7 separate regions of the Mus musculus genome follow, and all the other regions are linked to region 6. Evidence: chromatin loops called from intact Hi-C (ENCODE). Cell type or tissue: left cerebral cortex. All regions are shown on one strand. Region 1 overlaps Hecw2 (HECT, C2 and WW domain containing E3 ubiquitin protein ligase 2). Region 2 overlaps Hecw2 (HECT, C2 and WW domain containing E3 ubiquitin protein ligase 2). Region 3 overlaps Hecw2 (HECT, C2 and WW domain containing E3 ubiquitin protein ligase 2). Region 4 overlaps Hecw2 (HECT, C2 and WW domain containing E3 ubiquitin protein ligase 2). Region 5 overlaps Hecw2 (HECT, C2 and WW domain containing E3 ubiquitin protein ligase 2). Region 6 overlaps Hecw2 (HECT, C2 and WW domain containing E3 ubiquitin protein ligase 2). Region 7 overlaps Hecw2 (HECT, C2 and WW domain containing E3 ubiquitin protein ligase 2).

Region 1 (4,000 bases), 130 kb after region 6:
TTGTTACACACACACACACACACACACACACACACACACACACACACACACACCATCACATAAATGGCTGTATACAACCTACTGAGTTAAGCTTTTGTTGTTTATGTGTGTATACAGTTTCCAGGCTGAATATTTTGCATGGAATAACCAACTAGGAGGCTCTTCCCTGGAAGAGACTGACTCTCCCTCTCTCCATAATTAGTTTCCTGTAGTTCTTTGTTTAGGGATAGGATTCCAGTAGCTTTCCCCTTGTGATGTAATAGGGCGACTGAGCTTGTCAGTGTTCAGGTCTTGTTTAAGCAGTCAAATTGTTGGGGTGTAATGGGTATACCTTTCTTGTCATTTCTTGGAGAGGCAGTCTCAGCAGACTCTTCAGTCTCTTCTGAGGAGTTCGCTAAGCCTTACGTGCAGGGTTTATATTGAAGATGTGTAGACTCCGCACTATTGGTTGATCTCTGCTGTCTAGCACTGCTCTTCTGTGGCAGCACCCACCTGTTCTTTTGAAGCTGCCCTTCCTGCCATGCCAGGAGTGAGGGGGCATGTGACCCACTTGGTGTGTGCTTGGTCCTCTTGGGTACGGTGATGTGTTTGTAGATAACACTAACCCACAAGAGCCAGTTATAGCCAGTGGGTTTGCACCCGGGCCACCTTTGTGCAGTTCTTAAGGAAGAGATGATCTTTTCACGGAAGTTAAGGTCAGGAAGATGGAAGCTGCAGCTGCTAGCACATGTGCAGCCATCACCAAGGTAAGAGCTGTCAGAAGGGAGGACCATCGAGAGAGAAGCATAGATGGGACATGGAGGCAAATCTGGTTCAGCTCTGAGACCCGCCCTAGAACTTTTAGTGACATGAGTCTCTTTCCACTTTTCCCCTTTTGCCTCCAAACTTCCTCTTCCTCTCATCTTCTTCATCTCCATTCCCTTTTTTCCTATCTTCCTTCCTTCTCTTCTCTGCTTATGATTTTCACCTGAAACTGTTCTTTCGAACAAGTAAATGTTTCTTAAAAAAAAAAAAAAACTAAAACAACAAAAAAACCAAAGAAACAAAAGGCAAGTGAATATTTTTGAAGTGTTTGTATACATGTGTGCATGATGGGGGCAGAGGACTTTGAGAATCTTCCTCTGTTGCTTTCTCCCTTCTTCCCTTCCCTGAGACAGGGTCTCTCAGTGACCCTGAGATTCACTTTTGAGGCTGGGCAGAGGGCTCCTGGGATCTGCCTGTCTCCACCCTCCAGTCCTGTGGTTACAAACGCTTGCCGTGTTCCCTGGCCTTTGGTTGGTGAGCTGAATTCACCTGCCCGTGCTTGCACAGCATTTCCCTTTCAGGGATGTGTGTGTGTGTGTGTGTGTAGTACTTTTTAATATAGTCTGGAAACATGCTATCATTAAAAAATGTACAGTGGTCTAATAAATACAGCAATTTCCTTTAATTTGTACTTGATGACATTTGTAGTATTCGCCCACTTTTTCTGCCTCTGCCAGACTTTATGTAGCTGGTGGATGTGCACTTCATACATTTTCTGCATATTGTTAGTAATAGGCATCTCATTTTTATCGAGAGGTATATTTAAATACTTATTTTTCACCAATGGTAAATTAATTTTATGATGCTTCATGAAGCATTTGATAAAAATATACTTGTGAATGTAATTGGCAGTAACCAATATCACTAGCGTACTGGTTATATTTGATGTTTGGTTTTTTTCTGTTTGTTTGTTTCCTACCCTGTGGATCAAGCCTTGGGCTCAAAAATGCTACTCAAATGCTGTACCATGGGGCCCTAGAAGGCTGTGTTTGAAAGTGCTGGTTCTGTGAATAGCTATTCATAGTGAGCTGATGCTACTCTCCCTCACGAGTTGTTTCATTGGAGGGCTGTATTCTAACCTAAATGGTTTGGGAAACAGATTTCTTTTCTGGCTTTATAAAACATTCTAGCCACATTGTATTAGGCAAAAATCCTACACTCCAACCCACATTTTCTGGTGGTGTGCCATTTTCTAAATATGTCCTGTCTGTTCCAAAATGAGTATCAATAGCTGGAAGCAGATTTTGTTAAGCAGGAGAATGTTAATTTTGCACTTGCAGTAGAGAGTGGCACTCAGTTCCTAGACTATATCCTGTCCCTGCATTGAGTTTTCAAAGGATTTATTTTTTTATTTTTCTCTTCTTATTCATTTATTGGTTGTTTGACATGCTGTAGCCCAGACTGTCTTTAAAATCTTTTTTTTTTTCAAGACAGGGTTTCTTTGTGTAGCCCTGGCTGTCTTGGAGCTCACTCTGTAGACAAGGCTGGCCTCAAACTCAGAAATCCACCTGCCCCGGCTTCCAAAGTGCTGGGATTAAAGATGTGCACCACCACTGCCTGTCGTGTCTTTAAATTCTTCATTCTCCTGCCTCAGACTCCCTATTGCTGGGATTACTTGCACGCCTACACCTGGCTTTGATATAGGAAACTTGGGAGAACAGTTTCATAGTTTTTTGGGTTTGTTTTGTTTTGTTTTAATTTTGCATACTATCAATAAGAACACAGTTTTTAGTTCTTTGAGACCTGCAGCATGCTCTGATCATATTTACCCTCCTCAATCCAATTCTTATCTCATTCGTCTCCCCTTTCCCTTTCCACTGAACACTGAGTCTTGCTTTCCCTCCTTCAAGGCCAGCGCTTGCTACCAATGCTCTTGGATATGTGGCCTTCTGCTAAAGCATGGCTGGTTTGTCTGGGGATACAATCTTAGAGAAAGCCAGCCCTCCTCCCTCAGCAGCTAACAATGGCAAATAGCTTCTGTAGTATTGGTGGAACTTTGTGCCATATCTACTGTCCATGTTGGGATTTGGTCCAGGTTGGGCTGTCATAACTACTGTGAGGTCATATGTGCACCTGTCATGCTGGGTCTAGAAGACACTGTTTCCCTACAGCCAAACACATCCTCTAGCTCTTATACTCCCTCTGCTTCCTTTTCCACAGTGGTTCCCATGGTCCTGTGGAGGAAGGGGTACAGTATGCATGTTCCATTTAAGGTTGAATATTCTGCAGTCTTTCTGCACCTTGGCTAGTTGGGGATCTCGGTGTTGATCATCATCTACTGAAAACAATTGAGTGATGCATTAGCCTGTGGGTATAAGTCATTAGGAGTTGGTTTAATCCTGTGCTCAGTTAGCAGAATAGTTGTGGTTTTCACCTATGATCTGTGATATTTCTAGCCATTGGTTCTTGTCCCCAAATGGTGTTAGACATAAATTTCATCTGTGGAGCAGGACTTCCTTAAATCCATTCAGAAAGTGGTTGGTCACTCCCATAATGGTGGTGTCAGTGTTGCGCCAGTAGACATGTCTTGTCTTGCCAGTGCTTTGCTATACAATTGCTAACCAATGCTCTTGGATATGTGGCAGAAGGCTACATATCCAATTATTGTAGCTCACATACATGCGTCATAGAGCATGGAGAAATCAAGTTGATGCTGACCTAGGAGGCGTACACATAGTGCTGGCTTTTATAGTGCTGGAAGGTACCATGCATTCTACCAGAGGAGAAAAGTAATTGTCAGTCAGTTTTAAACCCCATGAGCTACAAAAAATTTTCCCTAAATGGCATGTAAATACCAAGTATGTTAATTCACAATCTGTCTGTTATGTATAGGGCAGAGGATGTAGGTAAGTAGTATGTATTCATGACAGCTTTTATTTGGTATCTAGTATAAATGAAAGAAAGGGAGAGAGAGAGAGAGAAAGAGAGAGAGAGAGAGAGAGAGAGAGAGAGAGAGAGAGAGATATTGAGAGAGATTATGCCATAGCTGAAATCTAGAACTTAATTCCTAATTTTTTTCTTTTTTTTCTGTTTTTCAGATAGGACCTTATACTATAGCACAGGCTACACTAGAACTTCAGGCAATCCTCCTGCTTCTGTCTTTTGAGTGCTAGGATTAAAGGTATATGGGTATCTACCATATATGTTTTCCAATATACTCCTTTAAAGCCCATTGCTCTCTTCTTTGGAGTCCATT
Region 2 (4,000 bases), 74 kb after region 6:
GTTGACCTAATGTGGGTCATCATGACTCACTCTCTCCCTCTGCTCTGGACTGTTATTCTCTTTTCTGGGTCTGTCCAAATCCCTCACAGTTATACTGGGCCTCGCCAGACTTGAGGCTTCTCATTGTTTGCTTCTTTCTGCAGTTACATGTTTAGCTATATACTGCTTTGCATTGTGTTCATTGTATTCTAATTGTGGGAGTATTTTCTCACTAGTAGGAACCAAGGAGAATTGGGAGGTGGAATGTGCTGAGCATGCAATAAATAGTTTCTGACTTCTCTGTAGATCACTAGAAAATATTTGTCATTGCCACTATGACTGTGGTAAATCTGTGGTTCAAGACAGCAAAACTTATATACAAAATATAGGAGATTAGGAAACAGACCATCATTAGGACTAGAGAGACAGCTCAGTAGTTGGAAGCCCTTGATGCTCTCACACAGGACCTGGGTTCAATTCCCAGCACCTACATACTGGCTCAGAACCACTTTTTAACTACAGCTCCTGGGGATCGGCTCACTTCTTCTGACCCCCTTGGGCATCAGGAATTCATGTGGGTCATTTCTTTGAAGTCAATCATGCCTAAGGTATACAGATTTTTTTCCTCAGGAGAGAATAAAGTGCAATAGTGGAGTGGATTGTGCTGTGGTTTTCTTGGTTTGAAATCTCTTGTTAGGGGTACACTGGAAAAATCAAACCAGGTTATAGGCTTAGTTGTGAAGAGTCATCCTTTGTATCTTGCTAACTAATATGAAATACTAAAGGAGGAATGCGAAGGAGTATGGATCAAGCTTGCTCTATGCTTCCTCCAGTCCTAAAAACCTGGAGTATTCCATGTGAAAGGAGAAACGTCCAAATGTTTTACTTCTTTTAGATTTTTCAAGTCATTTTTAGTTATGTGTATGTTGCATGTCTGTTAGAGGTATGTGCACGTGCATGCAGGTACCCACAGGGGCCCGTGGAGTCAGCTCATGCTGGGGTTGGAGGTCTAGGTGGTTGTGAGCTGTCTGATTGGGTGCTAGGAACCAAGCTCTTCTGAAAGAGCAGCCTGTGCTCTTAACTGCTAAGTCTCTTCTACAACTGATTGACAGACAAACAAGGAAAACCCCGAATGTTTAGCTCTACAGGATGCCATTCCTATGTGTTGTTCTTCCATCATGCAGTTTTCCAGGTTTCACAGTGCCCACTTCTCACACAGGGCTGGCAAACAGTTTCATTAGTTGTTTTCATAAACTTTGTGATTAAAATATTTTGCGAGTGTATTTTATTCCCGTTGGGAGGGACAGTATTGAAAAGAGAATCCCTCAGGTTGCCTCTCTCGGGGTGTCATAACCCTTGTTGCCATGGTCGCGGAAGCTGAAGCTGACGCTTGTTCTGAGTGGTGCGTTTTCCCTTACCTTTCCTCAACTCCTCCTCCCCCAGTTCTCTTCTGACTCTCTAGAAACTTCTTTGTATTATCAGCCTTGCCTGCCTGCCTGCCTGTCTCTAATAGCCCTGCCTTGGACCACACAGTTTTCTAATGTGATACTAACATTGCAATAATCCAGTTATTGCCTTTGGGATCTCCCTTGTTCTGAAATACTCTTTCAGTTCTGTTTGTCTCTTCAGTCATGCCTAGCATGCAGGTATGCGCTTACTTGTTTAAGGCACCACGTGAGCCAGAATATGGCCCAGCTCTGCTTTGTTCCCAGAATGTGAGTGTGGTATCTGGGAGGCTCTGGTGTTTGCTGTGTGAATGGCATGAGCAGTGCAGGGGCTTAAGGGTGGAGTGTGGATTAATTTGCATCTCTGCCTGGCAACACATTGCTCAATCTTCATTCACAGTCATTTCTATTTTAATGATTCCAGAAACATAGATGAAAATACTGATTAATGTTTTCTTAAGTTTATTTATTATCTCTGTAATGCTTGTGGTTTTATGTTTAGTAATTTAGCATTCCAAGAATAATTTATTTACTGTGCACCATCATCATCATCATCGATTAAACACAAAGTCTAATTTCTATAGGCTTCCAAGAGAGGGAGGGAGGAGCCCTTAAAGTCATCCCTGCTAAACACTTGTGGGTAGGACTCGGAGAGGAAAACTACCAGGGCTAAATTAGTTTCATATTCCTAATTAAAACCAGTGCTGCACAATAATTAAGATTGTTTGTCCAGAAGCTCTTTTGGGTTTTTGATCATATAATACAAAAATAATAGTTGTTTAAAAAGTTTACTTATAATAATACTCATATTTGTGGAAAATAGATATAAAAACAAAAATGCTTTTTATTATTTTTGAGGGGTGGAAAGTATCTTTTTATTATGAAGTATAACAATTAATGCCATATATTAAAGGAAAAAAAAACCCCACAGTCTCATTGAAACCATTATTTATTTTCATGCATTTGAGCCAGAGGCTTATTTAAGCATTCCCTGATTTATTTTTGTCTTGAATTTGTTAGAAATATGCATTACAGGGTAGTAATTGTGGTTATTTTGAATGTTCAAGGTGGAATATTCAGAAGAAAAAATCCTGTAGGAATTAATGGAGTTCTCTTCAGGAATAAGGAAGGTAATAAGGGGGGTGGGAGGAGAGTGCCCACCCTTTATTTTGAAGGCTTCAGGGCCAGAGCAGCAGGCAGAGATACAAGACCAGAAGGCTGGGGGCATTCTGGCAGGATTTGTGCATCCTTACAAGTCTCCGTGGGAGGCTGGGATGAAGGAATTAAATCTGCCAAAGGACCAAAATACTGTTCTTTCTTATTATACCCCCACCTCCTCGTCCTACACAGAACTCTCTGCGAACACTGGAGCTTTTTATAGTCCAAGAACTTTGAAAGTCAGCCTTCCCAGCCCATGAGTTCCAGGGAGAATCCAGCAGCTTGCTTTTGCCAGCTCTGAAATCGTGATCTTGAAGAAAATGTTTAGTGGCTCATATTTTAGCTGAGGCCCAGGGTGGAAATACTCAGTTTGCTTGTCTTGAGTGTGCCTAGACATGCATGGACACGCACGAGCAGCCCCCGTTGATGATGGTTCTTTTCTCTCAGGTGCTGATGTGGTGAAGGGGTAGAAAGGCAGTTGGTAAAAGTAGGTCAAGAGAGTGAACTGGAAAAATGTAAAGTCCTACTGTGTATGCCTCTTTCCATGGTTCAGAAAGCCGCATTCTTTCAGAGCCCTTGCAGGGGGGTAAAAATACCTGCATAAACCGGCCCAGTTATTTACCCCATACATAAACTGTAGAAATAGCAAAAGCAAACACTACAACACAGTCGCCTATCACAGAGTTTCCTATGACAGTTTTAAAAAACAAAGCAGGCTTCCAGGGCTTATTGTTACCAAAAAGGCATGATTGCATCATAGGAGAAGATTGTCTGTACAAACTCTTCAGTGGACTGTTTTAAACCATCTGATGATGGGCCAAGAAACAGTGAGTTGACTTTCCCTACTAAGATAAAGGTCTTTCTCCTGTGGGAGGAACACTCCTCAGGGCCTTCTTTTCTAATTGTGAGTTTTTTGCTTAGGTGTAATGTTAACATGCAATTTGCAATTGGTTGTTTGGAATAAAATATACTCACTTGGCTCCTGTCGGCCGGCATAACAGTATCATTAATAGTGTCAGGGGCTGGTTCTTGCCCATGGGATGGGTTTCAAGTTGGGCCAGTGATTGGTTGGCCATTCCCTTAGAGTCTGCTTCACCTTTGTCCCTGCACATCTTGTAGGCAGACTACATTTTGGGTTGAAGGTTGAATGGTTGGTTGGTGTCCTTATCCCTCCACTGGGGATCCTTCCTGGCCACAGGAGGTGTCTACGTTAGGTTCCATATCTCCCACTACTAGGAATCTCAGCTAGAATCACCCCCCATAGACTCCCTGGAACTTCCCCCATCCCAGGTCTCTACCATTTCCTAGAGATGTCCCCCACACACAACGATTTCTGTGTCATCTGCCTCTTGAACCTGTTCCTCCCACTCTGTTCTCCTCCCCATCTCCTCTCCTACCCAGTTCTCTTCCTCCTTCCA
Region 3 (4,000 bases), 280 kb after region 6:
GCCCTTTGACTAGGCAAAGAAGCGCCTTGGACCGGTGCATATCAGTAGAGATTTTGTTTGAGTGCTCACTTGGTCTGCCCAGAGCCCTGGGTTCCTACCCAGTTGAACTAAGTATGATGTATTCCTGTAACTAAGCCCAGGGAGAGAGAGAGGCAAGCAAGGAATCACAAGTTCAAGGTCACCTTTGGTTTCCTAGCAAGCAGGGGTCAGCCTGAGTTACATGAGATTCTATGGTATGGGGGAGGAGGCTGTCTGCATTCATGTATATGTATCTGTGCATTTTTTAAAAAGTAAATTTGTCTATATAGAGGAATTATAGTGCATGCTTTACAAGTAACAGTAATGCAATTTTATTGCTTTTTGCCACCCTTATTAATGTACAAGTATATTGGAACAGGAGTGCTTTGTGTTGACAGCAGTAAAACAGGAGAGTTGGACCCCCAGACTCCTGCCACTGAGGCCATTGCCCTTTTAGTTGTGCCAGGAAATACATTTCTTCACTTTGTATCTGTGAGCTGTTTCTGATGCAACAGCTCAATTTGATGTGAGGTTTTGCTAGCCTGTCATCTTTATCAGTTTCTTTGGCTTACAAAACTTTCTCTGTAAAGGGGCAGTGAATAAACATTGTAAGACAAGGCCAGTATGTAGATCTGTGTGCCGGGAGGGCTTTTGCAATACCTTGTTTGTAGTCAGACAGTTGGCCCATAGTCTGGACAGGTCACAGAACAAGGAATCAAGCCCTGGTTTTCATTTGCCACTTCCTGCAGTGTGAATTCTTTCCAACCCACAGTGAGTTCAGACTACTAGTGGCATCACTCAGTAGGCTTCTGACTTCTGTGCCTTGGTTGTCAGCTACAAGCTCCTGTCTCTGCAGTATCATTAACCAGTTGCTGAGCTGTGGTTCAAAGCTGTGGTTTTTAACTGGGCAGGTGTTTGTTTGTTTGTTTTTGTTTTTGTTTTTCAGATAAATGCAGATTGTGGGTTACTTGCAGGCTCTGGTCTAACAGGGCTGCAGTGAGTCCCAGGAGTCTGTGTGGTCCTTCAGGTAATTAAGTAAACATAGCCTTGCATGCCTGGAAGAAGCTGAGGCCTGCAAGCCCTGGACACTGGCATACAGCAGCTCAACTCAGGCTTTCTTGCACACTCTCTTTTCATGAGGTGCTAGCTTTCTCTGTTCCACACTCGGGTGTGATTTTAAAACTCCTTTCTCTGGAGAGCGCATCTCTAGTTAAAATACTCCTCTCTAAAAGCTTAGCTTTTACTTTATCTTTTCCTTCCTTCTACCCAAACTGTGTTCATTACTGGTTAAAAAGATGCATGTCTATAAAATTTAAATTCTGTGGGTTAGGAAGTCTTATTTTCTGACTTGTATTTGGTACACGTTAAAGTTTCTAGAATTTTCGTTAAGGTCTTAGGTATGGATGTATAGGCATAATCTTTTTACAGATACAGTTATTTTGTTTTTCTTATTTGGAGAATAAGCAGCAAATATTATAAAGTAAACTTTCCTGAATTTTTAATTTACTTTTTATTTTCTTAGTTTTCGATTGAATTCTTTGTGGTATACAGCTGTTTCCATAAAGCCTTATCTATGTTATTGGAAATATTCAACACTCAAAATTAAGTGTTGAGATTTGAAACTCTCCTTGTTTATTAAAACAGTTTGGAAAAATAAGTTGTGTTGAAAAGTCAGCATGGAAAGCCTATCTCATAAAGCAGCAATCTGCAAAATCTGTACCGAGAAACAAACATAGACAGACATACGGTTTCCATAGCAATGAAGCAAACTGAGAGGTTTCCATGCTTTGCCTTGTGTTATGGTAACTTTCACGCAGATTCTACTGCCCTCTTCTGGTAGAGATCAAAATTGTCTCCAAATTAACACAGGATTTTGTTACTCCTGCCCAATGTTTTAGAGTTGAGATGCCTGTGTTTGTCTAACTTACATTATACATAAGCACATTTAATTATATGTAGCAGAATGATATTTTCAACATACATGCTAAAATTATTACCCTGATTTTTAATGGTCTTTAGAAATGCATTCCTAGCCAGGCGTGGTGGCGCCCGCCTTTAATCCCAGCACTTGGGAGGCAGAGGCAGGTGGATTTCTGAGTTCGAGGCCAGCCTGGTCTACATAGTGAGTTTCAGGACAGCCAGGACTATACAGAGAAACCTTGTCTCGAAAAACCAAAAAAGAAAAAGAAAAAAGGAAAGAAAGAAAGAAAAAAAGAAAAAAGAAATGCATTCCTTATCTAAATTTCTTAGTTCTTAATAAAGAAAAGTTATTTTAAAGTTTATAAATATCATCTTAAACATACTCTTAGGCATTAAGAGTTACTTCTGTTACCCAGTTTACAGGGGTTTCTACTAATGTAAGTTCTCCTCCGGGTTATTGTGAATCACTTTAAAACCTGGTGAAACAATTTAAAATTATAAGATCTAAAATCAAATTAATTAAGCATAGTATGAATGCAGACTGTAGCACACAGGACTCTTTCCATTTACTAGCTGGCCTATTCTGGAACCAGCATTTCTTGCTTTTGTTATTAGTAAGTTTTGCTTAGTGAGTCATGTACAACATCAGTGACACTTGCTCTTTATAAACATGACAGGCATTTGCTAGCAAGTCACTGAGGTTATCTTCCAAATCTAAATTCAGATCACCAATGCTTGGTGGAAATTTTCTGAGCTGAAGGTGTTGTTTGGGAGTGGTGGAGTTAGTGGCATTTTTGAAACTGGCAGAATTAGGCGAAATCCAGAACTCCAGGAGCTTTGGCCACCACATGGAGCTTCAACATCAACTGATCAAGCGTCAGATTGTTGCCCACAGTTGCACTGTGGTTGAATACTAAGAACTGAGCGGTTCATATTTTGCTGCCAAACAACCAAAGAAGCGTTCCCTTTAACTTAGTTTCAAACTTCCAAAGCCTTACACAGTAGCCAGAGATGACACATTTAAACTCTAAGGGGATTAGTTTTAGCAAAATTCTGCTAATGGAGCCCTTCAGTCAGCCATGGAGTCCTGATTTCTGACTGGGAAGTGGACATCACAGAAGCGTGAGGCTGGGAAAGGTGAGAGGATGGGAAAGGCAATCTTGGAGTACAAAGGAAATGGCTAAAAGGGGTGTTTCTTCCCATGATGAAAAACCAAAACTTTATGTTGGTCAGAAATCATTTAAAGGTGCTGCTCTCCATGTAACGTTTGCCTGCTCAGTTCACTTCAGTGGACTCCACATTTCAGAATCCCAGTGAGATTGTCCATGCAGAGCCATGAGATTGGGTCATGAAATGTGTCTGTGTTCTAGCCTACTGTTCTGGGCGAGAAATCGATCCATTTACCTAACTAGAACCACTAACCCCCAGAGGGGAAATGAGGAGCCCTCTTTTGTCTTAAAGCAGGGCCTTGCCAGAGTCACACACACACACACACACACACACACACACACACACACACCACACCACTAAGGCCCACTCGGTCAGTCGGAACCCACTTGCATAGTGTCTCTTTGCTTCCTCTGCCAGTTTGTTCTAGCATGTTCTTCGCCCTTGTGACTTTTGTTATTCTCCCTCTAATGGACCATCTTCCTGCTTTTGAGTGCTCTGGTCTGTGTGTCCTCAGAGTTTCACACAGGCAAAACTTAGCACATAGTTAATGACAGGTAATGAGACCCCCTCAGTTAATAGAAAGTGGGCAGCCAGCCCACAAGCTTCAAAGGCTGAAAGTAGAAAATAGTTTTACTACTATATTTGTCTGTTCTAACATAGCTAGATTGGGAGAATCCCCCATACAGCCTTTTAATTACATATATCATATATTTCATAATGGCCTTTACCTCTTCAAAGCAATTTCTTAATCTTTATTCTACTGGTTTTGAGTCTTACTGTGTTATGAAAAAATTAGAAGGCTTATTATTAGTCCTTCTCACAGTTGACCAAATTGAGGCAAACGAGATTAAGTGTTTTTGTCGTTGCAGCTATAACAACATAATTTTATGTA
Region 4 (4,000 bases), 260 kb after region 6:
GGTGTAGGAGGCACAGGAAGACTGTAGAAGTGTGCATTACATCTTGACTTGTATCAGTGATGGTCACCTATGATGCTGTATAAGGTTTACCTGTGGGTACATCAAAGACAAAGAAGTATCAAACCAGAGACACCCAGCATTGGACTGTGGTGCAAATGAGAAAATTATGGATAAAACCAGATTTTACCCAGAAATTGGTGCCATGGAGGAAGAGAAATCTGCAAATAGAAATGGATCAATTCAGACATAAGATAGGAAAGTGAGGATTTATGTCCAAGATGCAGAGTCGGTGGATGAAAAATTACTAAAGGGGCCAAGGGGATACAGTAACTCTTGATAAACTAACTTAAACATAACTTTTGCCAAAGGCAGCCCAGGTGACCAGATGGCAGCTTGAGCCTGGTGAGAGATGAGGAATTTGATGTCATGTCAAGAGTGATGGCACACTGAGCAGAGGGGTGTCCACTAGCTAAAAGATGTAGAATTTTTATAATCTACCAAGTAGGAGACAGAAGCCTCAGGTCAGGCCTGATTAAGCTGAGGGCTCACATAAGCTTGGTTTGGGAAGAAAACTTGGTAGGATTTAATATGAATTTCATAATTAAATTCTGTGTGTGATTTCATTTTCTATATATTCAGAATCGACTCTGTTTCAATTCTGTCTCTTGTACTATGCACTTCTTTTGACAGAGTACCATGAAGAACTTTATTCTTAGAAATCATAAATTGTGCACTAATTGTACAGAAACTGAGAGAAAGATCTAGATTTGCTTTGTGGTCTTTAAATTACTGGCTTCATATAAGATTCAATTTATTAAAAAGTTTTTAAGAAAAGATGATTTGTACGGTAGCATTACATGGTCATGTTACGGCTAGCTCCAATAGCCAAATGCCTACACTACAATACAGCAGAAGCCTGAACACGGGTAGGATGCCTATGTGAATACTCAGAGATATGAAGTAAGGGAGGAAGACTTGGCACATATTAATGAATCTGACAAAAGTCAAGTACTTACTCCTGGCTTTCTTATTAAATATGAAGGAATTTAATGTTTAGTTTCAGTAGTAATATAAATATATTCATTTTGCATCAAGTATATCCAACCAAGCATGGTGGCACTTTCTAATAATCCCAACACTTGAGAGTAAAAAGGAAGAAGATCTTGGGTTCAAGGCTAAATGAAATTTTGGGCTTTGTAGAGAGCAGGTGGAGGATACAGTGACCTTTCCCAAACCAACATAAGAAAAATTACGGCTGAACACAGGCCAAAATGGCCCGGAATTGGGGGATGATGGCAGTTGAGAAATTTGGTTGAGGTGAGATCAAGAGTGATCTCATCTCAAAGGTCGGGAGTCTCTCCAAATGAAGCAGGCCAGCTTGAACTACAGACCAAGACCTTGTCTCAAATGTAACAGAAACACTGCCACCATCAACATAAGTGACATACATGCACACGCACGCACATGCACACACGCACACATAAACACACACACACTAGAGAGGGAAAGAGAAAAGAACAGAAAGAGTTGGTCTCAAACTTATGATTCTTCCGCTGTCTCATCCCCCTGAGCACTTGATTATAGGAATGTGTACCATGCAAAACTATACTCAAAGACAGAACACACGGTAAAGTAGATTGATTATATTAAGAAAGATTTCAAAGTTCATATTTTTAATGGGATAAAGATTAAATATGAACCTTTGAACTATATTTTGGAACCAATATTTTCATATCTGTTCTAAAATTTGAAAAATTGAAGACATGTATTATAATGCATTAGAAAAAAAACTCATTGTTAAGTCCAAACAGATGAGGGTCCCTGGACCATTAGATAACAGTATGAAATTTCACACACATTTTTCTCCTCAGATGGGGGCCGAAGGCATGGAAGGAGGTGCTTCAGGAAGCCTGCACTCTAGGAAACTCGTCAGCTTCACATTGTCAGGTAGGTGTCTGGCTGTGGCCTCCAGTCTGAGGGTGTGCAGCTTCAATGCAGGACACCATCATTCTCTACGTCTCATATGGTCTGCACGCTAGCTTATTTTGAGTTCTTTTGGTCATACTTCTGGAAAGTCAAATATATCTTACTGTGATAAAATTAGATGATTGTTATGTTTAGAAAGTACTCTTTCTACCAGGTTTTCTCTTGAAGGAAGGACTGTGAGCGTTTTCATGAAATTAAAAAGATAAATTTAACAAGTAAAACGATAATGGTTTCCTGTTTGACGAAACATGCCACCAGCTTGTGCCCAAACCATCCAGGTACAGCGCAGTTTCAGGCTGAGTTTTGTTTTGTGGTTTGTGAAGTTGACTGAGTTGAAACTAGCATAGAAGTAAGTGAGGCTTACTACCAAAGGGGAAATATCTTGATAAGACACAGCTTACACAAACTGATATTTTTGAGACAAAAAGTATACATATCAATATTTGGGTGCACTGGGCTGCAACACAAAAAGGTGAAGTTTATTTTGTACATAGGCACTGTCAAAAAATTTTGAAAACCACTGAACTATCAAGAATGAGTTGGGAAAAAAAAAAAGGAATGAGTTGGAACATGGTTATACAACCACGAATGTTCTAAGAAAGCCAGTGCTTGAATCTGAGTGGATAACTGGGTGATAGTTATACAAAGCCTGAAGTTTACCTGACTCTGTAAAGAAACTTCTTGTAGGTGTAGCACATCTGAAATTCAAGTGAGACTCTTCTCGTCACTGCTTAAATAATGAGGCTCTATATCTAAACAGAGAGACTGTGAGAGCATCCACCTCCACCCACCAGCCGAGCCGCAATAGTCACTGTCCAGACTGGGCACATCCACCCATCGCTGGGTGTGGTCTTTTTGTTTAGTGATGTTTCACTTCCTGTGGGCTGTTCATTCAAAGGCTTCATTTCTTTCCTTCCTTCACCTTCCTGATGAATTTCAGAAGCTGTCACCTGGTGGGTGGCTTATGGTTCAGATTAGGCCAATAAATATATTTTGTTTGGGATCTTTGGTTTTTCAAAGTATCTGGGCAAGATGCTTTAAAGTACCTTCATTTATGGTAGCATTTGCCTAGCACCAACATTGCTTCCTGAAGACATGTTGTGCTTTAGACCTGGGACGTTTTAGGGAAGGTATAGGCACCGAAGCCTCTGGTGATAAAAGGGAACAGTTAGCCCCTTGAGTGTTGACTATACTCTTTCCATTTCTTAGGTTAGAGCTATTGGATGATGTGTTGGGTTGCTGTGTATCATTTTTAACTTGGCAGTCACATATTGATTTTGAATTCGAAGGAGTGCTGTTAACTCACTGCAGGATAATTACTTTCTGGAAAGTAAAATCACAGGACATCTTCCTCAAAATAAGCAATAAGCTCTAGGACATCAGTGAGTCTGTCTTTAGATACTTTGGTAGTATCCCGCCTCTGTGCAGATAGAAGCTGGCTGCCTGTGATATGTTTTTCTTCACTAGATAGACATTTGCTGAGTGGGCAGGAATGGGTAAAAATCATAGGAGATGAGCAGAATTCTATAACATCAATTCTAAATCGATTAAAGTGATTGTAGACTGACAGTGGGTGACAATATTTGTCTGAGAGCATTGACCTACTAGAATGGCTGCCTGCAAATGCACTATACCTGACTATCTAAGAATAAGGAAGGGGACCGAGAATTGAACTGCACAGTTTCAGCAAAATTGTGTCTTGATTAACGCCTTTAATCTTATAATAAGGCTGAACCTGGGGTATTTAGCATGCATGCCTTTGTTACTTGGAGTTCTTCTTTGCTTTGTTATGTGTTGTGGATTACTTATGAACAACGAAACAAAGGAAAATAGAAGCAAGAACAGAGATGAGATGAATTCAGGGGGTGCATCGCCCAATTACAAATCCTCAGTTTATCACCTGCATTGATGAAGATCCATTCATCTGTGCAGTGTCTCACGGGCGAGAGTCAGCATCAAGCAGTCTAACTTTGACACCTTCTTCACCGTGTCGTTAATCTGGTGACAAAATCCT
Region 5 (4,000 bases), 64 kb after region 6:
CCATTGCTCTTTTATTTTGATTATCCATTTGACTAATGAAAAACTATTTTTGGCATGCCTTTTACTAACTAATCCCGGGTACATCAAATGATAGCCTGAAGTTCCAGACAGGTTCGCTTGTCATCAAGGGGACTGGAACATGGTCTTGAGGAGAGGGCTATTCTTTTGCTGGAAGTGAAACTGATGCAGAAGCTGGCGATGTGAAGGATGGGAGACTGGGAGTTCCTGGCAGATGCAAGAACAGTATAAAGAATATTGTGGTAAGCATGAGCGTGAAGCAAAGAGAGTACAGATGACAACAGCTCAGAGTGTATGGAAGTTTCTTTCCTGTGCAATAGTCAGGGTTGGGTATGGCAGTTCTGGGTTACAGAAGCCTGACAGGCCTGGGCATAGAAGCCTGAATCCATCCAATTCAAACGGATTGGCTCCTGGTTAGGGATTTTTGAGCTCTTAACACATAGACACACACACACACTCTCTCTCTGCCTCACTCAAGCTATTTACCAACCATCCTTTGTATGTATGTATGATAGCCACCATCTTCCTGTTTTATATTTAGCTACCATCTATCTAGTCTAATCCTACCTGTGGTCTCTCTAACTATATTTTAAAGTATATTAAAAGGTAGTTCTCCAAACCACACTATATGTTGGCTTTATCCAAAAGTAAACATAAGACTCTTGAAAGAAGGGACCTGTGTTTGGCATATAGAAAGTTGACTCTGATTTTAATAACACGAATGAATAAGGCAGGCAAGGTGGAAGGCTGGTGACCAGGCGGCTCTGGTGGAACTTCCCTGAGACCGACTATGACAGCTTGGACTGTGTAGGGACGCTTGTCTACTACACAGAATGAAGGAAACAGGAATTAACTATTTTAACTAACCATCTGCTGGTAGACAGGCCTGAACTTCAGAACTTTGTGTAAAATGTAAGAACTTCAAATGTCCCTCAATGTATTTCATGACGGTTGCAAAGTTAACTAGAGCTTGTTTAGAACAGGACAGCTAGGCAAGTAAGTATGCTTAGTCGTTGGTTAGAGGGACTGCATGTCCACATGCTCCTCTGAAGGATGGAGTAAGTCGTCCAAATCCAGACAAGTATTGCTATTGGTAAGTATAAATTTATTATTTTTAAATCAACTGTTTTTTTTTCTTTTCCAAGAGTCTTGAACTTTTATGTGAAAACTTCTAATGTAAAATGTTAACCTCTAAATTAAAATTAAAATACATAGAGAGATTTAAATGCACAGACAGAATAGTCAGTCCAGTTTGGTAAAGGCTGAGCAGAAACGAGGTCTATGAGTGGGACTTGGTTTGTGCGGTTTATTGGTGGTCTTGACCTGAGACCCTGAGATCTGATGTCCAGAGGTCACTGATGCGACGCTCTCTGTCTCTGAGCGCTAGGTGTATATTTTTAACAATTGTTATTATTTATGTATATTCCCCAGTATGCTTTCCAGTTAATTATTCATGGCCTTTTGAGCTTGGAATGATGAGGATTTCCTGTTCAACATGTAAGGAAAAAAGGTGCAGATAGGTTGCAACTGGTCCACAGTGACAAAGACAATGAGTACAGAATGCCCAGACTGCACCTTGACTAGTCAGTGTTACTAAATGTCTTTAAGTGTATGTCTAGCCATGCATTTGAATTTCTGTTACCAAACAAAATTGAGTCATTCGTCAAAACGAGAGGGGAGGCACTAGCATATATTTTATCTATTTTCTTCCACGCATGTGCTGTGACAGTCCCCTAAAGGTCCATTTCTAATCACTTTTGCCATTACTAGGGATGGGCCACCATAGCCACCAGTCCTTTGAGCTGGATGGCTCTGCTCAGAAATTACCAGAGTGTACCACTGATGTAAATGCTACAGTTGAATCCAGTACAGGAGCATTGATTCCATATGCTGTGGTTTCTATGTGTGGTTAGAACCCCCACCCTCTTTCCCTTTGTTTCTGAGCCTCTGAGGACATGATGCAAGAGAGGCATGGCCAGAATCACTCTCATTGGTTAACTTCCTTTTTCCCCTTCTTCTGGGTAACCGCAGCTCCCTATCAGATAAATGAAGTATCACTTGACAGTTTAGGAGGTATTTCACTAAAACAGAAAAGGGAGAGGAAGCCACAGAATGCTTGGATGCCTGGCTGCTGCCATTCATGCATGCCTAAGATGTTGAGTCAAACTTTTAAATAGTGAACTCAGTGCTGGAGGGTGGGAAGCTGGAGGGATGTGGAATCTCTCACAGTGTTGGAATTAGGAAAAGAACCAGGCCTGATCACGCAATTGTAACTGCTCTGACGGAGAGCAGATAGAACAATGAACAGTGACGCTCAGACAATGCCTGGGACTTGTACAATAGAAAAGCCTTCTTTTATGTTTTGTTTTGTTGCCTATTTTGAGGGAGCATCGTGTTCTAGAGCCTGGGTATTAATTCTGAGATATTGGGGTTGTAGCCCCAAGGCTTTGGCCAACAAGCCTTCAGCACTGACTTTGAAAAATCTAATAACTTTTGGTAGCTGTGGGCTGCACCCACTACATTTCCGAAAATGTAGGCACTAGTATTAACTTAGTAGTTAATTACTTGTTTGGCAGGATCTCTGCATTTATAGAATCGAGTCTATTAAAGACATGTTTTGGGAAATGTAGACTGCATTTATTGAACGTAGCTTCTGGTAAAGCAACTATTTACAGTCTCCGTAAACAAAGGTGTAAGGAATCCTGATCATACGTGTGTGTGTGTGTGTGTGTGTGCGTGCCCGTGTGTGCACACAATGGTGTCTGTGTGAGGTTAGGGAACAGCTTTTCAGGAGCTGGGGCTCTCTTTACCATGTGAGTTCTGGGAGTCAGACTTAGTTTATATAGCAAGCACAGTCACCTGCTGAAACACCTCTCTGGCCCTTCCTTCCATATTTTTTTAACATGCTAAAATTCTCAAATAGGAGACCAGATACTTGTCATGTCTTTGAGCATTAATTTACATGACTATTTATCCAGTTTCAACCAGGCCATAAAAAAATCACTTAATATAGTTCATACAATCGTTTAATAATCATTTGTTATATTTTACAAAGGTACTCGCCAGCCATATTGGCAGCAGTTCTTAGAAAAATTGTGTCTGCAAACAAGTTGGAAAGCTCACCAAAGTTGACCAGTGTCAACCTTCAGATTGTTAGTTACACATAACATATGACTAGGGTTCCCGTAGACTCTGAAGATTAGTGGACCAGGCAAAGTGAAACTGGTCATTTCCAACAATTTCCTACTTGGTAGAAATTTGAAACCAAGTGCTCTACCCTGCTGGTAAAACTCCCGTCCATCACTGCAGTCGTGGTAACATGGAGCTGGGAATGGTGTGGGAGGTTAGTACTGAAGATGCTGTTATTGGTCTAAGGGATTTGGTACGGTTAGAGCAGTGGTTCTCAGCCTGTGCGTTGTGATCCCTTTAGAGTCAAGTCACTCTCATGGGTCACATATCAGAAATCCTGCATATCAGATGTTTACATTACGATCCATAGCAGTAACAAAATTACAGTTACAAAATAGCAATTTTATGGTAAGGGGTCACCACAACAAGAAGAACTGCATACAAGGAGGCAGCATTAGGAAGGTTGAGAACCACTGTGTTAAGAGTCATGCCAGAACCAGAAGGGAAAAAGTACTTTGTGTAAATTTTTCCATTAATGAAACTTTCCAGTGCGTGTTGAGCCCCTCCCCTATACTGAACTACTTCTCGAAGTGGACTCGCATTGTTCAGGGTTGAAATTTTCCTGCAGGTTTAATGTTTCTCTGAAATGCATCAGTTTACAAAATTTCAATCAGATGTAATATATCCTGTGTGTAATAAATATTTTTGCTTTAATATAGAATACTATTTTAAATTATTCACCCTTGGCTAAGATTGGACTCTCCAGGGACGTTCCCTTGAGGTTTCCAGTGGCCTTCACAGAGCGTGAGCTCCCATGTGGTGCCTGAGGTTGTAAAGAAAGTCTCCACGTGAT
Region 6 (4,000 bases):
TGCTGCCCCGGCGTCTAGCGGACAAGGCGGCGGCGGCGGCGGCGGCGCGGCTGGAGGTGAGCGGGCCGGGGACCCGTGGCGATGCGGGGGAGGAGGTGACGGTGAAGGGACGCGGGCAGCTGGTGTGCGGCTTGCGGACGACGCCTAGAGAGCGAGCAGAACGGGCGCCTGGGGCCCCGAGCGCGGGGAGACATGGCTCCGCGCGTCCCCGCCGCCGCCGCCGCTGACTCGACACAATCGGCGGCTCGCGCGGCGTAACCGCGGGTGGGCGGCGGCACGGAGCCGCCTCGGGAGCGCCGAGGGTCGCGGCGTGTGAGCATGCCGGCTCAGAGGCGAGCCGAAGACCGCCTCTGAGACGCTCGCCGGCCCGGGGCGCAGGGTGGGCTCCGTGACGCGCGGCCGCCCGCCTTCCCCGCGGCGCGCGCTGGCGGCTCGCGGCGACTGCGGGGCGCGCTCCCGCCTCGACCGGGTCCCCACCCGCAGCCCGCCTGCCCAGGTGAGTGCGCGGCTCGCGGCCCGCGCCCGCGCCGCAGGTAGCGGGCGGTGGCTTTGTCTCGCTCCCTTGCGCCCTGGTGCGGTCATGCATTTGACATTCTGCCCCTGAAGCGCCGGGCACCAGCGCCGGACGCGCCTGCTGATTCGGTGATCCCCGGGAACTGGGACTTGGGGGCTCGCGTGAGCATCACTCGAGGGAGAGGAGGAGGCTGCGTTTGCTTTCTGTTTGGAATGTGTGGTGAGCATCCTCTGCTGGAGCTTGGGGCCTGGAGCAAACCCGGGCTGCAGATTTAGACGTAGACGTTTGGGAGGACGTGCAGCTGCAGAGGTCTGGCTCCTTATGCCTGGTCTTCTCCGTTCGCGGTGCTCAGCCGCCTTTCGTTTATTATGATTAATTTTAGGAACACCGTCACAGGCACAGTTATTTCTTTGAGAGTTGGGAGTCTTTGGAGTCAGCACAGAGAGCTCACGAGTAGAGTTATAAGGGTTCGGTCAATAATAAACTTGGAAAAGGACAGCGTCGGTGATCGTATGGACAGAGGTGGACAAGAGGCAAACTTCACCGCGGCCTTTAGCCTTTGTGGATAAGATTTCTGCTTTGCTCTGCTAGAGTCATGCAAACTCGGAGTTCTTGTATGTATGCCTTTGCCAAAGTGTAAAACTTATTTTTCCCTTTTCTTGAATAGTTTTTTTTTTTTTTTTGTTTTGGTATTTTGTCATTTAGGAAAAAAAATAGAGTAACCAGTAGTCTTTTATTAGAAATTGTAAAAATTCGGTGTATTTGTTTGCCCTGTAAATATGATTTTCTTTTTACTGTTTCTCCTATTCCCTGAAGGGCTCATTTCTTCTATTGCCTAGAGAGTCAGTCAGCCTCTGGCTCTCCCTTTCCCCTCCCCCAACAGATGGCTTTATGTGCCAAGAGGTTATCTTTAAAATGTTACTCACATTACTTACAAACAAAGCAGGCTTAGTTCTGAAGTTTGTGTGTGGAGTTATGAGAAGAAGAGGCCTAATTGGATAGGGATATTATTAATGGTGTAAAGACCTGGATCTTGCTAATCTGTTTGGTCATCAGAAGATTCCTGCAGAGATTGTTTATATAGTGTGGGACAGATGGTGTCCCTAGCAGACAAGAGAAGCCAGGCAGAAAGGGGCATTGTACTCTTTATTATTGGGAGGTGGAACAGAGTGGGTGAACGGCGAGAAAGACATAATTTCGACCTCTTAAAGGAGACGTTTGTTATACAGCAGCCTAAACCATTTCTTTCTTTTTAACGTTTAAAACCTTGTCATTGAATTGTTTGTTTTATTTCTACATCGGCTATGATAAGACAGTTTAAGCAGTCACAGCAACACAGATGCCTTTGTACGCAAAAGTATCTTACCACTTTTTGGGAAAAAAAACAGTCCCATTTCTATTGGCCCTTGCATATACTTGGCACCTCGGACTCATAATGTCTCCCAGCTGCAGGGACTTCAGTTTCATCCGCATCAGTCTGAGTTTGTTTCTTTCATATCTCCTTGGCAGGTGTTCTAGCACGGTGCCCAAACTTTCATCTATGGCTGTTCCTCTACTTCCATAGTGATTCACCTGCTCTAGACATTGGGTTTTCTATGGCCCTGTCACAGGTCAGGGTGCCTCTTGGGAGGAGGTCTTTGTTAAGCACTGTGATGTCAGTGAGGAACTTGAAATTATTTTGAACATTTGGTAATCTAGCTGTAGGTTTTCTGCTTCTATTGCTAGTGGGCATTTCATGCTCTAGATTGCAACTTGATAAAAAATTTGTTTTCTTTTGTCATGAATGTGAGGGAAAATATTGTAGTAAAGTGATATCTATCAGCCACAAGACTAAACTTAGTGATCAAGTAGAGTTTCATTAAGTTGTACAAGAGGCTTAAACTCAACTCTGAAGAACTTGGGCAGTGTGCCTTAAAGAGGAAAACATGCATTCTTACTCTTTTGAGACTTTTACACCACTGACCTTAGCAAATAAAAAGAAATCCAAGCAAGTTGTTACTGTAGTTGAGGATAGATACAATGGCTTTCCTTCTTGGAGACTGTGTTTTGTAGGAGAGATGACTTTTTGGCTCTGCCTGGTATTGAGTGTACTTGGTCATCAGTGCAATGATCTGATACTTTAAATCCTTGCTATTAGGTCTGTGTCTGACTTCTGTGTCTTCATGTGGTGGTCATTTCTGTCATGAATTACTTCTTTAAAAGAAAACATGCTTGGGGCTTGGGACTCTGGCTGGCTTGTAGTGCTCAGCAGCGAATTGCTGCCAGTTTCCTTGGAAATAGAGGAGGTGGTGGGAACCTCTGCTAGAATTGGGCAGGGGCTAGCACTGAAGTTACTTTGTTGCTAGGCATGAAGTTTAGTTGCTATTGCAGGGGTAGGGTTGCTTCTTAAGGCTCAAGAAACTGTATCAGGATGTGAAAGAGAGGTTAGAGAGGTAACCAGACTTTCTGGTTTGCCTATGATGGTGCCATTTTGTCACTGCAAACTTTTAAAAGTGTCATTATGTGATCACTCTTGAAATGAAGGAGTCTGTCTTGGTTATATTCAGCAGCCCTCTCTTGACCCCAGGTTCCACTTTCTTTTTCTCTCTGTTCTTTTCATTCTTTGTTTGAGACAGGGTCTCATTATATAGCCTAGGCTATCCTTGAATTCAAGTTCCTTTTGCTTTATCCCCCAAAATACTGGGATTACAGGTGTGAACCACCATGCCTAGCTGACACCACATTTTGAGTCTTGCTCAATGACATTTAATTCTTTTATTTCTTATATTTTTGGTTATGAGCCTAGCCTTTAATGGCTGAGCCATCTCTCCAGCCCAATTCTTTTATTTCTTAAATATACAGTAAGAAAATATTTGAATCTGAAAAATATGTAAGGAAAGAGACATAGTAGGGACGATAAAGTAGCTTGCTCTGTTTACATATGTCAAGAGAAGCTGTGCTAAGTCACAAAGTGTCTGCCATTGTTCTAAAGCCCCATCACTGTCTTTGAGACAACAAGAATTACCTCTTGTCCTTTATTTAAGACTGACACAAATTAGGATGACCTGTGATTTGGGAGGACAGTTGCACCAAAACTTGCTTGAAAATTGAATGTTTACATGGTGCTCACACACATGAGTGCCTGCTTCACCATTTAATGTGAGACACAGTTCTTGGGTATTTACAGAGAATCCAGAACACAAATGCTTCTGTATAGTCTTGACTCCACATTCTTGTAGTTTGGACAAGAAGGCAATAGGAGAGCTTTTGTTTTCTGTCCTCTCTCCTGTCTCCAGTTGGGTTTTGGTCTCAGCTTTTCACAGGACGCACATAAGAAACTATTTGGTGCATCTATACATTCTGTGGAATTTTATTGTACAGGAAACCTAATGAGGGTTTGGGCTTTGTATATATGAAGTTTGTGGTGACTGCTTCTGTGACCTTTACTAAAAAAACATGTATGTAACAGTTCATTTGTAGTGCTGGACAGTAGGTATTAATTATGGT
Region 7 (4,000 bases), 270 kb after region 6:
GTGATAGTGTCCAGGGCAGGGCTTTATGGGATAATCTACACTTCCTAATCTTTTTTTAAAGCATTTGTTTAACCGTAAAATTTTCCATGGCATGGCCAGCTTCCTTTCCAAAAGACTTGTCACGGTCCTATGGTTATCATTTTCTCCAATTAGTGGGAGAATGCCTCGGGCATCTAGAGAAAGTCTTTTGTTGTTTGTTTTTTATAATAGTAGTAATGTATAGCATATTCTTCGTAATGATACATCATAGCAGGAAGCAGCTTGAGTCTGGATGGGCTGGACAAACTCAGGAGGAGAACCGGGACCCACACTCCGTACAGAACACACTCTTCATGGAGGATCCAAGAGGCATAGGCCACTTTTCTGAACTGTGATATGGGAGAGTTGAATTGAGGATGTTTTTCTCAGTTAAAATTATTCCACGTAATGGTTCTTGTTTGGCAGTTAGTTATTATGTATCCATTAAGTGCCTACTAAATGTCAAGCACTGTGTTGGGCATTGGAGATGAGACAGTAACTAAAACAGATGTGTACAGTCCTTTCCTTATAACTCTTATAGAACACTCATTCTCTACCTTAAACATTGCTTTTGCAAATCTTCCCTCATTAGCATCACTAGTGGTTTTTGGCAGAAAATGGAGACGCAATCATTTTATTTTGACAAGAAAATGATGGATTTATTAGATGACTAGGTGTCAGAAAGTAGAGGCTAGGCCTTGGGATTTGCTGCTGGGCATACTCACCAGTGTGCAAGCACTTCTGTATGTCAGGGGCTCCCTGAATGGTGTGAATACAGCGGTGAATAGGAAAGGTGCATCCCTGTCATTGCACCAATTGCAGCTGCTATGGAGTTCTATCAAATATTCTGATGTAATATGCGTGTAATACCTGTTTGAACTCCCTGTTCAGCAAGAGTATTGATGGCAACATGACATTCAGGTATCCCACAAGTAGAAAATGGCAGTAAGAGGAACACCACCCAAAGCAGCCTGGAATCACGGAGACTGTGTGTCAGATGAGCTTGTAGTACAGAGGATGCCTGACAGGGGCTTCCTCAGTGGGGTAACGTGTATCTCATCCCCAGTCTGCCATCCAGTAGCTTCTTCTTATGGTAGCTACTTACCTTCATATCTTCCTCTAGTAAACAGGGTTTGTGCTTCCTCCCTGGTGGCCAGGGAAGTAAAGAGAACAGATCCCTAGAGCCCCGGGAATGTGTACATGTTCTTCAGTGAACACTTCAGGTGGGAAAGCAAACTGTTGGACAGCATCAGTCTAGGACAATAATATCAACATCATAAAAAGATATGTCTCAAGAACTTACTTATGAATTCAGATGAATTACAAATTGATAAAATTTTATATATATATATATATATACACACGCATATATATGTATGTATATTTGTTTACAAAACAAAGCTCTATATGTTGATGCTGCAAAGCTGACTAAAGGCTCTATAAAGTAGTGGTGCAGAGGCATCTCTTCCCAGAAGAGCCGGTAGAGGGCAGCGTGAGAGCAGAAATAGTGTGACTTGATTAGCCTTTTGGTTGTCTGTAATTAGTTGTCAATCAGCTGACTCAGGATAGGAGTTCCTTGTATTTGAATCTGGAAAATAGACATGGACTTGAAACAGCTGGATAATCCTATCCTTATGCCAGCCAACAGCCTAAGACCACCACGAAGGCAGGCCAAAAAATGAGCAGCAGGCCAGTTGTGATCAAGCCTAGCACCAGACATGGGATTCGGTACTCTCCCTCATTGCAGAACACCTGAGGTTTGTACCTGAGAGTCAGTAGGTTCCCCAGGAATGAGAGCATTATCTCTAGTCCCTTATTTTGCAGATGAGGAAGGTAAGGTCAGCCCGTGCGCACACACACTTACACACACATACACACACACACACATACTCACAATAGGAGCTGCTGTCTGGAATCAACCTGGTTTTATATTCTCATATTGTTCTCTCTTCTTTAATGTTTCCTATAAGGTGACTTTCTTTTTGTCCCTGGGCCACGTTGTGCTCCAGCCTGTATTTACTTCAAATTCTGAAATGTTCAAGGGACAGCCTGTGGGTCTGGGGTGGCCTGTGGGAAGAAGGCAAAGGTACACTCGGGATGAAGGGCTGTTTCTTCCCCTGCAGGGACCAAATGCTCAGCTACAACCTTGGCAGACGGCTCCCAGCTGACCACGTGAGTGGGTACCTCCAGTTTAAAGTGGAAGTTACATCTTCTGCTCACGAAGGTGAGGTGTCTCTTGCTGCATAAGCACACACTGTCCATTGATAGTTGGCATTTAAATGGAATCATTCTGTGTCCAGTGCTGGAAATGGAATGGCTTTCCAATGACTGCCAGCTTCCAAAGCACTTAGGAGAGTCTGGTTAGCAAAAAACGGCTCCAAGAATTACGTTTGCGTTACGAAGGTAGTCTGCAGAGATCGAACCTATACCTCCTGTGCCAGATGTTACACGGGATACTCATTTAGTGAGGAGTAGTGAGTTCTAGCAGCCAGTGACACGTCAGAGTCACCTTTGGGATGACTGAACTCAGCAAACTTGTTAGTTTCAGGACAGTAGGTCTTTCTGTCTTCTATTGAATGCTCACCAGTGCTGCTTCCTCACTCAGATGCTTCTCCAGAGGCTGTCGGCACCATCCTCGGAGTCCACACTGTGAATGGAGACCTGGGCAGCCCTTCCGATGAGGAGGATATGCCAGGCAGCCATCATGACAGTACTATCTGTGCTAATGGGCCAGTGTCCGAGGACAGTGTTGCTGATGGCACCCCTAAGCATTCTTTCAGGACTAGCTCTACCCTGGAGATCGACACGGAGGACTTGATCTCTACTTCTTCTAGAAATTCACCCCCCAGGGGCCGCCAGGATTCCCTCAATGATTACTTAGATGCTATTGAACACAATGGCCCCGCCAGGCCAGGGGCAGCCTCCTCCTCTGAGCGGTCCATGGGAGCCTCTCCTAAACTGAGGAGTAGTTTTCCCACTGACACAAGACTCAATGCGATGCTTCATATTGACTCAGACGAAGAAGACCATGAGTTTCAGCAAGACTTGGGCTACCCATCTTCTTTGGAGGAGGAGGGAGGCTTGATCATGTGCAGCAGGGCGTCGAGAATTGATGATGGGAGCCTGACATCTCAGACCAAACCAGAGGATGACAACCCTGTGGAGAATGAGGATGCCTCTATACATGAAACTGCATCCTTAGAAGAGAGGCTGGAGAATCTTCCAGAGGTTGCAGATGGCTCCTTGCCATCAAGTACAGCCCCTGATGAAAATGAAGCCAACCTGGAGCCTCAACCCAGTGCAGACCAGGGTAGCACTGAATTGTGTAGCTCTCAAGAAGTAGATCAGCCCACAAGTGGTGCAGATGCAGGAGCTTCTGACACATCTGGAGGGAGCCGCAGAGCTGCCAGTGAGACCGAGTCCCTGGACCAGGGATCTGAACCTTCCCAGGTGTCCTCTGAGACAGAACCCAGTGACCCTGCAAGGACAGAGAGTGTGAGTGAGGCCAGTACCAGACCTGAGGGGGAGAGTGACCCGGAAGGCGCAGACAGCTCATGCAATGAGAGCGTGACTACACAGCTGTCCTCCGTGGAGACACGGTGCTCATCTCTAGAGAGTGCGCGATTTCCAGAAACCCCCGCCTTTTCTTCTCAGGAGGAAGAAGATGGGGCCTGTGCAGCTGAGCCCACCAGCAGTGGCCCCGCAGAGGGGTCGCAGGAGTCCGTCTGCACTCCTAGTTCTTTACCTGCTGTGCAGGTGCCCAGCAGGGAAGAGGAAGGGTCAGCGGCTGAAGCTGCTGCTTTATCTGAGCAGGGGGAGCTAGGGGAAGTCTGGCAGAGGAGGGGGAGTCTTGAGGGAGCAGCCGCTGCTGCTCCTGCTGCTGCTGCCACTGATAGCCAGCCCCAGGAAGATGGGGATGCTGGGGATGCCCAAGGTGCCTGCGAAGGGGCCACTGCCCAGGAGGAGGGCGCCACTGGAGGTA

The links. Hi-C counts contacts between places; a loop is a spot of excess contacts. Peaks named below come from ENCODE experiments on the same cell type or tissue, not always from the same donor. Only the 100,000 strongest peaks of a DNase experiment are listed, where the experiment ranks them.
Region 1: a loop joins it to region 6, with 2.6 times the contacts of the local background. A loop is called at or near these places in 3 of 42 quality-filtered maps.
Region 2: a loop joins it to region 6, with 2.9 times the contacts of the local background. A loop is called at or near these places in 6 of 42 quality-filtered maps.
Region 3: it touches region 6 in a loop (6-fold over the local background); 10 of 42 quality-filtered maps call a loop at or near these places.
Region 4: a loop joins it to region 6, with 2.3 times the contacts of the local background. A loop is called at or near these places in 2 of 42 quality-filtered maps.
Region 5: a loop joins it to region 6, with 2.0 times the contacts of the local background. A loop is called at or near these places in 4 of 42 quality-filtered maps.
Region 7: a loop joins it to region 6, with 2.1 times the contacts of the local background. A loop is called at or near these places in 5 of 42 quality-filtered maps.

What each region holds. Positions count from the first base shown.
Region 1 is chr1:54,063,620-54,067,619 of GRCm38, reverse strand. The region is part of intron 1 of Hecw2 (HECT, C2 and WW domain containing E3 ubiquitin protein ligase 2); the gene reads left to right. Among named protein-coding and RNA genes, the nearest start is that of Hecw2, 130 kb to the left of the region's middle. In left cerebral cortex, no CTCF peak of the experiment used is centred here; a DNase peak (open chromatin) is centred at 1,938; H3K27ac peaks cover 902 bases.
Region 2 is chr1:54,117,530-54,121,529 of GRCm38, reverse strand. The region is part of intron 1 of Hecw2 (HECT, C2 and WW domain containing E3 ubiquitin protein ligase 2); the gene reads left to right. Among named protein-coding and RNA genes, the nearest start is that of Hecw2, 76 kb to the left of the region's middle. In left cerebral cortex, no CTCF peak of the experiment used is centred here; DNase peaks (open chromatin) are centred at 1,413, 1,671 and 2,790; H3K27ac peaks cover 1,325 bases.
Region 3 is chr1:53,907,141-53,911,140 of GRCm38, reverse strand. All of the region lies in intron 13 of Hecw2 (HECT, C2 and WW domain containing E3 ubiquitin protein ligase 2), which reads left to right. Among named protein-coding and RNA genes, the nearest start is that of Mir7681, 60 kb to the right of the region's middle. In left cerebral cortex, a CTCF peak has its summit at 1,860 (motif pointing left); a DNase peak (open chromatin) is centred at 1,842.
Region 4 is chr1:53,935,005-53,939,004 of GRCm38, reverse strand. It overlaps Hecw2 (HECT, C2 and WW domain containing E3 ubiquitin protein ligase 2), which reads left to right. Exons shown (of 29, transcript NM_001001883.3): 5 at 1,872-1,947. Among named protein-coding and RNA genes, the nearest start is that of Mir7681, 88 kb to the right of the region's middle. In left cerebral cortex, no CTCF peak of the experiment used is centred here; DNase peaks (open chromatin) are centred at 2,025 and 2,284.
Region 5 is chr1:54,127,232-54,131,231 of GRCm38, reverse strand. All of the region lies in intron 1 of Hecw2 (HECT, C2 and WW domain containing E3 ubiquitin protein ligase 2), which reads left to right. Among named protein-coding and RNA genes, the nearest start is that of Hecw2, 66 kb to the left of the region's middle. In left cerebral cortex, no CTCF peak of the experiment used is centred here; a DNase peak (open chromatin) is centred at 2,211; H3K27ac peaks cover 965 bases.
Region 6 is chr1:54,191,032-54,195,031 of GRCm38, reverse strand. Hecw2 (HECT, C2 and WW domain containing E3 ubiquitin protein ligase 2) reads left to right here. Exons shown (of 29, transcript NM_001001883.3): 1 at 1-56. Among named protein-coding and RNA genes, the nearest start is that of Hecw2, 2.0 kb to the left of the region's middle. In left cerebral cortex, no CTCF peak of the experiment used is centred here; DNase peaks (open chromatin) are centred at 736, 1,446, 1,596 and 2,015; H3K4me3 peaks cover 2,563 bases; H3K27ac peaks cover 2,134 bases.
Region 7 is chr1:53,925,307-53,929,306 of GRCm38, reverse strand. Hecw2 (HECT, C2 and WW domain containing E3 ubiquitin protein ligase 2) reads left to right here. Exons shown (of 29, transcript NM_001001883.3): 8 at 2,142-2,242; 9 at 2,624-3,997. Among named protein-coding and RNA genes, the nearest start is that of Mir7681, 78 kb to the right of the region's middle. In left cerebral cortex, a CTCF peak has its summit at 1,502 (motif pointing right); a DNase peak (open chromatin) is centred at 1,517.